3 separate regions of the Mus musculus genome follow, and regions 1 and 3 are each linked to region 2. Evidence: chromatin loops called from intact Hi-C (ENCODE). Cell type or tissue: gastrocnemius. All regions are shown on one strand. Region 1 overlaps Plekhg1 (pleckstrin homology domain containing, family G (with RhoGef domain) member 1). Region 2 overlaps Plekhg1 (pleckstrin homology domain containing, family G (with RhoGef domain) member 1). Region 3 overlaps Gm29826 (a long non-coding RNA gene).

Region 1 (2,500 bases), 140 kb before region 2:
TGTAACTGGGTGCATGTGGAGGCCAAAAGATGGCGGAACCCCCAAGAGCTAGAGTCACAAGTGGTTGAAAGCACCTGAAGTAGGTACTGAGACCTGAACCCAGATTCTCTACAAAAGGAGTGAGAGTTCTTATTGCAGATCTGTCTCCAGCTCCTCTGTCTTCATCCTTGCTGTCTTCTTCCTGCTCTTCTTCCCCCTCCTCCGATTCTTCCTCTTCCTCCTGCCCTTCCTCCTCCTTCTTCTCCTCCTCCTCCCCCTCCTCCTCCTCTTCCTTCTCATCCTCCCTCTTTGAAAGGATTATGTTCTCTGTTAATGAATTTATCATTTTCTTCTTAGAGTGATACTTGGCTATGTCTACAAAGACAGAAAAAATGACATATTGATACATGAGATAGTTGTGATTACTCAATTGATTTTCCTAAAATTAAATAACTATTTTCCCATCTGGTCTCCTATAGATATTGTTTGCTTTGTGATATAATGCAGACAGTAAGAGAAGAGAGTGACACTTAACTTGGGGTCCCTTGGTTAACCTTAGCTATATGCTCCTTGGGAACTGTTGGCCTACTGTGCCTCCTTGCTGTTTTGGAGAAGGAAGTCCAGAATTGCAGGTGTGGTGCCATGGATCTATATGGCTAAGTGCAAGTACTTTTCAGTGTCTGTGGCTCATCTGGTTTCATTTACTTTCAAAGCCACATTCTGGTTTCATAGAAACTAATTTTGTTTGTCTTCAACTTTGGTGACTATCAGTGATGCGGAGACCATCTCCTCAGAGCTACTTGTTAACTCAAACTAAGTTCGTTCACTATCTGGGAAATCTTCTTTCACAAAGATCAGCTCCCTGAAGACGGGGATCTTTATGTGCTGTGCTGACCTTAGGAAAAAAACAGACATATAAGAGGAGGTCAAATGTTTCCTGGAAGAATGAGATAATTTCCTGCTTTAGAAAAGTCAGGCCCTGCTCTGAAATAGCCTGTTGTTGAATTCAGTGGCGAACAGTACTGGTCAGTCTTTGTACTTTGATACCAAAGGGTTTTGGCAGGGACACAGAAGTGTATGTGGTCCCTTAGGAAAGAGCAGGAACTCGGGAGCCAGGTATAACAAACCACAGTGCTGTCCTCTTGGGGGCAGCACTTTCTGTCATATGCTCCTGTCTGACAATGTGGTTGCTACTTAAACAGAACAGAAGGGTCAGAGAATTGTAGACAGATGTGTTGCCTCTTTCTATCTTCTGCAGATGGAAGACTAGGAAATAAGACGGCTGACCATGATTGGCAAGATTAGATTAGGCAGTTCTAATGTACAAAAACTTCAAATGTCAGAGAAGGATAGGTCTGGTATATATAGAGTTTGTTTACTTGAGGATATCAGAAACCCATGCTCTTTCTGTTGGCATAATATGTATGTGTGTGTTCAGCTCAAATACTACAGTTTGGGGGGCACCATAAAAAAAACAACAACAACAAAAACCACATATCTGCCCCCTGCCCCTGTGAGTTATTTCCTCCAGCTTCTTGTTTAGGGTTTCTCCCACCCAAAATATTTGATGAAATGACCTTAGAATGGAGATGCTATAAGAGTATGAGGCTAAAGGGGAGCCTAAGGAACAGACGCATGCCCCTTACTGTTGCAAAGTCACACTGGGTATCTTTTCTTTTCTTTTTCTTTTCTTTTCTCTTCTTTTCTTTTTTTTAATATATATATATAGTAACATCAGATGCACCAGAAGAAGGCATCAGACCCCATTACAGATGTGGTTGCTAGGAATTGAACTCAGGATCTGGAAGAGCTGTCAGTACTCTTAACCACTGAGCTGTCTCTCCAACCTCATACCAGGCATCTTGATTGTTACTCTTCTGCTGGCATTTTCTGAGCCTCTTATACTATTGAGTTGAGTAACTCAACTCTGGCCAGAGAACTCCTTTTCAGTAAAGATGCCAAGGGTTCAAGATGACAGATTCCCCACATTAGTTAAGATTAAGCGCAGCTGTGACTGTGATCAACAGTACCCATGATCCTACCATGCACTGGGATCATCTCTGGAGCATCATTGTCATTTCTTACATCCCTGTATGAGGTGTTCCTCCATCATGAGAAGGAGGACCACTCACTGAACCTATCTCAGGTCAGTAGAATCCACTGGGATGCATCAGAAACCAATAATAGTCTTGTAGCTGAAATCTTTGTGGGATGTGAATTGTAGCTTTTTAACCACTAAAATTTGCACACAGTTTGGTGAAAGTATGCTGGCAGTAAAATAGACCCTGCATGCCTCACGGGACTTGTAGGTGATCTTACTACTGTGTCCCAGGGCCTATAAGTATCTGACTCAGGGTTGATTGATTTGTCGGAAGTCATCTAAAAAACAATAATCAGTGTCTACGTCATTAATGATTCATATGATGAATAAGTAACTCATTGTATCAGACTAGACATCGCCGATACGGCCATCCGGTAGGATTCTTGGCAGACTGCTGGAGCACAGGAACCAGAATGCAGC
Region 2 (2,500 bases):
ACAGGGTCTCACTATATATATAACCCAGGCAAGCCTTGAACTTGGAACGCCCCCTGCTTTGGCCTCCTAAGTGCTGGGATCATATGTGTTTTGAAAAGACATCCAGGCTGGCCTCTAGGATCTGTGCAGAGAGGTGTGTGCTCAAGTGTGAGTTTTACTTTTTCAACCACTGTGCAATACAAGGGAACTCACGCAGAGCCGCGATCACCTTCTCCTGTGGTTACTCAGGCTGGACCCTTCTGCATGAGACATTGATATGCCCCGCCTACTGGTCCCAAGAATCCTGGGAAAATCCAATTGCTTAACAAGATTCTGAAAGGCTAGTTACCGAATGAGACCGCTCACTTTGCCTGTCTTCTTCCTTCCATCCTACATATTCCTGATGGCTCTCCCTTGATGTGTAAAACAGTTAAAACCGCCACAATAAAATTATTCCTTTCACCCTAGTTATTAGTCCACTTAGAATCTAAAATGGATTTTAATTTACAGCGTATTAATGTATTAACACATAACCATAGTGGTAAGTATACTGTATTCTTACTTCACACTCAGTAAAATACCTCGGAGACAGGTCCTGTTCTTCCTCTGATAGAGAAGTAAAAGCAAGAGTCAGAAACAGGAAGTCCACTGTCCACATTTTACAACCAGTGCATGGCCTAATTCAGATTCAAACCCAAACATCTGGCCTCAAGGAACCTCTAAACCGTATTTTCCCCACTAGAAAGGAAAGCGGACTTAATATACTCTATCCACTGAAATGTTAAAAATAATTCTTTTGCTCTATTTAAGTAGGGTTATTAAATGAAGGGTTTTTTTTAAAGGTCTTTCATCAAGACTACTCAATTGTTTTCTTAAGGCCTTCCAAATGTGTTTATTTCTGTGAAATCAAACAAATGTCTAATGGGGCACTTTAAACAACAAACGTGTATACCCCATCTTGTAATGTCAACACAGTGGCCGATGGGTCACTGAATTCTGCCAGCCTCCACCCAGACCTCTAGCTCCCGAGTGGTCCTTGGCTGACACCTAGTGGACAACGTGGAAAGAATTCTTTTCTGAAATAATTTGTAAGACTTAAGGGGATTAAGCTTTCTTATGGAATAGCTTTGTAAAGGAGTTTCTTGGAACTTGTCACATGCCCCATTTATATTCATAGTGTGCAAACTGAGCCACATTAATTGAGCGTAAAGATGAAGGGAGTGCTTCCATGTGTCAAGTGTTAAAATGGAACTAGAAAACCACTTTCCAGAGATTAAGCTGTCATTTGAGTTTGAAATTAACTCCAGCTATAACCTCAGTATATAGTAAGAAGATAAGTATACGAACTAGGTGACTATATTCCTCAAAATTAAAGTGACTGTTAATGTTTTCTTTCCTGTCTGCACCTCCATTTTTAATTTTTTTAATTAAGCGTGATTACCATTCAGCCCAAGTAGTTTTTCCATGATACCAGATTGCAGCAAATTAGAAATAAAATCATTTTAGTTAATATAATGTAGTGTATGTAGATCAAATTATAGTAGCCTTGGGGAAAACGTAAACAGCGTTGGAGAGAAAGGAACATCCCCTCAGCTGACTCTCCCCTACATCAGCTGCTAGCTTGATGGAGTAAGACAACCCAGTCTATTTCCAAGCATTAGCAACATGTGGCCACAGTAACAACAAAGCATTCTGGGTAGAAATGCTAAGTGTGGAGAGAGGAAGCCTCAAGGCATCAGGCTCTATTCCCCAGAAGGGTAGAGACAGGGGCTGTGGCTGTGCCTGTCAATTGATGCTAATGGTACTGGGAAAGGTAGGTCCTGCTGTCCCACCCTATAGCTGAGAGAGCACATCCCAAGAGGTGAGAGAGCTGCCCCACGGGTTGCGATTAGACACAAATGATTGACCTGCAACTGTACATAGTGGGCTTGGGTTGTTTTTGGTTTTGTTTTTACTCGCCTAAACAATACAGAATAAAACTATCTGTAAGGCCTTTACTAACTGTTGGGTGTTATAAGTAATCTAGAGCCAATTTAAAATTTATAGGAAGCCATGTACAAGCTCGGTATAAGTTATGTATCTCTCTATAAAGACTTGGGTACCACCATCTCGTTTGCTGTTGAGATACCCTGACGAAAGAAGCAGTTTGGGGAGGACGGGTTTATTTCAGCTCACCGTTCCAGGTTACACTCCATCCTAACTGGAACATCAAGGCAGGAACGTGAAGCCACTAGTCACATTCTATCCAGAGTCCAGAGCAGAGAGAAATTAATGTCTGTGGGCTACAACTGAGCTCTCTGCCTCTGGTGTAGTTTAGGACACAACCCCAGGGTTGTGACCCATACCAAATGGTCTTCCCATACAGGTTAACAAAAGTAAGATACCCACCCCCGGATACACCTACAGGCCAACTTGATCTATGCCCGAGGTTCTCAACCTGTAAGCTGAGACCCTTTTGGGGGTCAAATGACCCTTTCACAGGGGTCAGAAATCAGATATCCTGCATACCAGATATTTACAA
Region 3 (2,500 bases), 610 kb before region 2:
GCTGTTGGGATGTCTGTTATCAAAAAGATAGAAGGTAATAACTGTTCACAAAGATATGAAGAAAAGATCCTTAAACATTGCTAGTGGATATATAAATTATTAGCACAGCCATTGTGCAAAGCAGATTGGAAGTTCCTCAAAGAATAAAAAATAAATAAAATAGAATTTCTTCTGATCTAGCAATTCTGCTTCTGGGTAAATCTCCTAAGGAGATGGAGTCAGTTGTTTGAAAATGTTTGGTTTCAGACCCTGGATAAGGGACTGAGGCATGTATCTTAGATACCAAAATTGACCTGGCCTCCAGGTTCTCCCAGCATCCCTCAGTCCCTATCTGGCATATTTTGCCCACAACCCTGAACTTTCCAGCCCAGGAACTTGGCTGTCCTTCCTTCTGAGGCTCTTCACTATCCAGACATGTTGGCCTCTTGCCCTTCATTCTCCCCCTTTCTCTCTCTATGCACACACTCTTTCTCTCTCTTTCTCTTCCCTCTCCCTTCCCATGGTGACTTTCCTGGCCTCCTTCACTGGCTAGTGAACTTGCCTGAGAGCAGTTTCCCAATGAACCTGTGTTTAATATATTTGAATCTGGCTTGAATTGGCTTGTTTCACCAGCAGAGAAATAACTTATCAGAAAGTGAGGTTTATAATCTCACTATTTGTAAGAGTAGACACATGTCTACCAACAAATGAATAAATACAGTGGTGTATGTGTGTGTGTGTGTTGTAATACTAACCAAAGTTGAAAAAAAATAAATTTTATTTAAACAACAATAAGGTTAAGGCTGGAGAATAATATGATAAATTAAAGAAGCTACACTCTAAAAAAAAATGTGATATGGTCTCATTTGGATTTGGAATCCAAAGGAGCAAAGGGAAGAATTCTTTGCTTTGGTTTTCAGGGATTGTGGATGGGTGAAGGGTTGGGAGATCCTGGTCACTGAGGCTGAAGGAGTAGAAAGTTCTGGGGATCTACCAAGTGGCATGGTGACTGTAGTTAACACCAGTTCTGTTTACTTGAAGCTTGTCAGAGAGAAGAGCTTAAATATTCTCATGGCACATAAAAAATATTAAGGAGGCAAGATTATGAATGTCTGTTGGTTTGATATGATCATGTCACAGTAATCAAGCTTTGATAAAGCTGCAAACAAACACAAATGTTTCCACATCCAGAGGATATCCTGTCCCTTTACTACACAGAGGCAACCTCTATTCTTTTTTTTATCGTCCCCAAATTTTACTTTATGTGTATGGATATTTTGCCTGCATGTATAGATGTGTCAAATGCATGCAGTGCCCACAGAGGCCAGAAGAGGGCACTCTGGAACTGGAGTATGGAGCCACCACATAGATTCTGGCAATTGAACCCAGATTGTCTTGCCTGCTAAGTGATCTCTCCAGCCCTGCATCCACCGTTCATAACCCTCTCACCACTGATTTTGTTTTGTCTGCTCTTTGACTTCTTGTAATTTGACTCAAGAAGCATACCTTTGCCTGGGTACAGCTTCTTTTGTTCTCAGCCCGACTGTGAGTCTTTCTGGTTTGTGTATCTTAAGTCCCATCTTTTGAAGATCTCGAGTTAGCCTTCTTTTGTATGACTGTCTTGCAATTCTCTCTGTACCAGTCACTCTTCTGATGGTGAACATTTGAGTTATTTCTGATTTCTAGGGATTATGCACAGAGCTGCCATGAACTTCCTTGTCTTTAAATATTGGCTTCTATTATAAAATCTCAGGTATGTTTCCTAGAAACCATTTGACAGACAAATAATATGGCATCAGGCAGGCAGGCACTTTAAAACCTCCAAACTATAGGATAGCAAGTTCAAAGGGAACAAAAATGACACATTTGAGAGCAGGTCCCCACCTTTGCTTTGACTTCAGCATACAAACAGGATGTGTTTTCTCTCACTGCAAACAAGGCATCCTCATGTTTAAAAGTAAAAGATATTTCAAACTTGAAAACTATTACTATTGTTGTGTGGCACAGCACACATGTGGAGGTCACATGAAAACTTGCAGGAGTTCATTCTTGCCCTCCACTGTGAGATCCAGGGACCAAACTCAGGTTGTCAGTTTTGTGTGGCAAGTGCTTTTACCCACTGGACCATCTCACCAACCTTAAAACAGTATTTTAAGAACTAGACGACGAAAGAGAAAAAAAAAATCTAACTCTTTGGATTGGACAATTATTTCTTTTGACATCTATTTCAATGATACAAACATTTGTAATTGTGCCAGGAAATGTTCATGAACCACAAGAGACCACCAAGGAGACAAAACTGGTTCAGTTACATTAGGCTCTCTTTATTCAAACTTGAGCCAAGCCTGACACAGCAGGAAGGTAGAGCCCTGAGCCATGTTTTAGGCAAGGATTTATAGAGACAAGACGGGGAGTATCTAGCTTGATACACATCTGACTGGGGGGCCATTATGGCCTTTAACATAACTGGCTGGTGCTAGAGGCCAAACCATAAACTTAACTTCTGCTTTCCTCCTGATTG

What was found. Peaks named below come from ENCODE experiments on the same cell type or tissue, not always from the same donor. Only the 100,000 strongest peaks of a DNase experiment are listed, where the experiment ranks them.
Region 1: it touches region 2 in a loop (3-fold over the local background); 18 of 42 quality-filtered maps call a loop at or near these places.
Region 3: it touches region 2 in a loop (9-fold over the local background); 26 of 42 quality-filtered maps call a loop at or near these places.

What each region holds. Positions count from the first base shown.
Region 1 is chr10:3,804,458-3,806,957 of GRCm38, forward strand. The region is part of intron 2 of Plekhg1 (pleckstrin homology domain containing, family G (with RhoGef domain) member 1); the gene reads left to right. Among named protein-coding and RNA genes, the nearest start is that of Gm30164, 46 kb to the left of the region's middle. In gastrocnemius, a CTCF peak has its summit at 1,116 (motif pointing right); no DNase peak of the experiment used is centred here; H3K27ac peaks cover 1,022 bases.
Region 2 is chr10:3,943,058-3,945,557 of GRCm38, forward strand. All of the region lies in intron 11 of Plekhg1 (pleckstrin homology domain containing, family G (with RhoGef domain) member 1), which reads left to right. Among named protein-coding and RNA genes, the nearest start is that of Mthfd1l, 29 kb to the right of the region's middle. In gastrocnemius, a CTCF peak has its summit at 1,025 (motif pointing left); a DNase peak (open chromatin) is centred at 1,003.
Region 3 is chr10:3,331,755-3,334,254 of GRCm38, forward strand. All of the region lies in intron 1 of Gm29826 (a long non-coding RNA gene), which reads left to right. Among named protein-coding and RNA genes, the nearest start is that of Gm40590, 14 kb to the right of the region's middle. In gastrocnemius, no CTCF peak of the experiment used is centred here; a DNase peak (open chromatin) is centred at 1,309.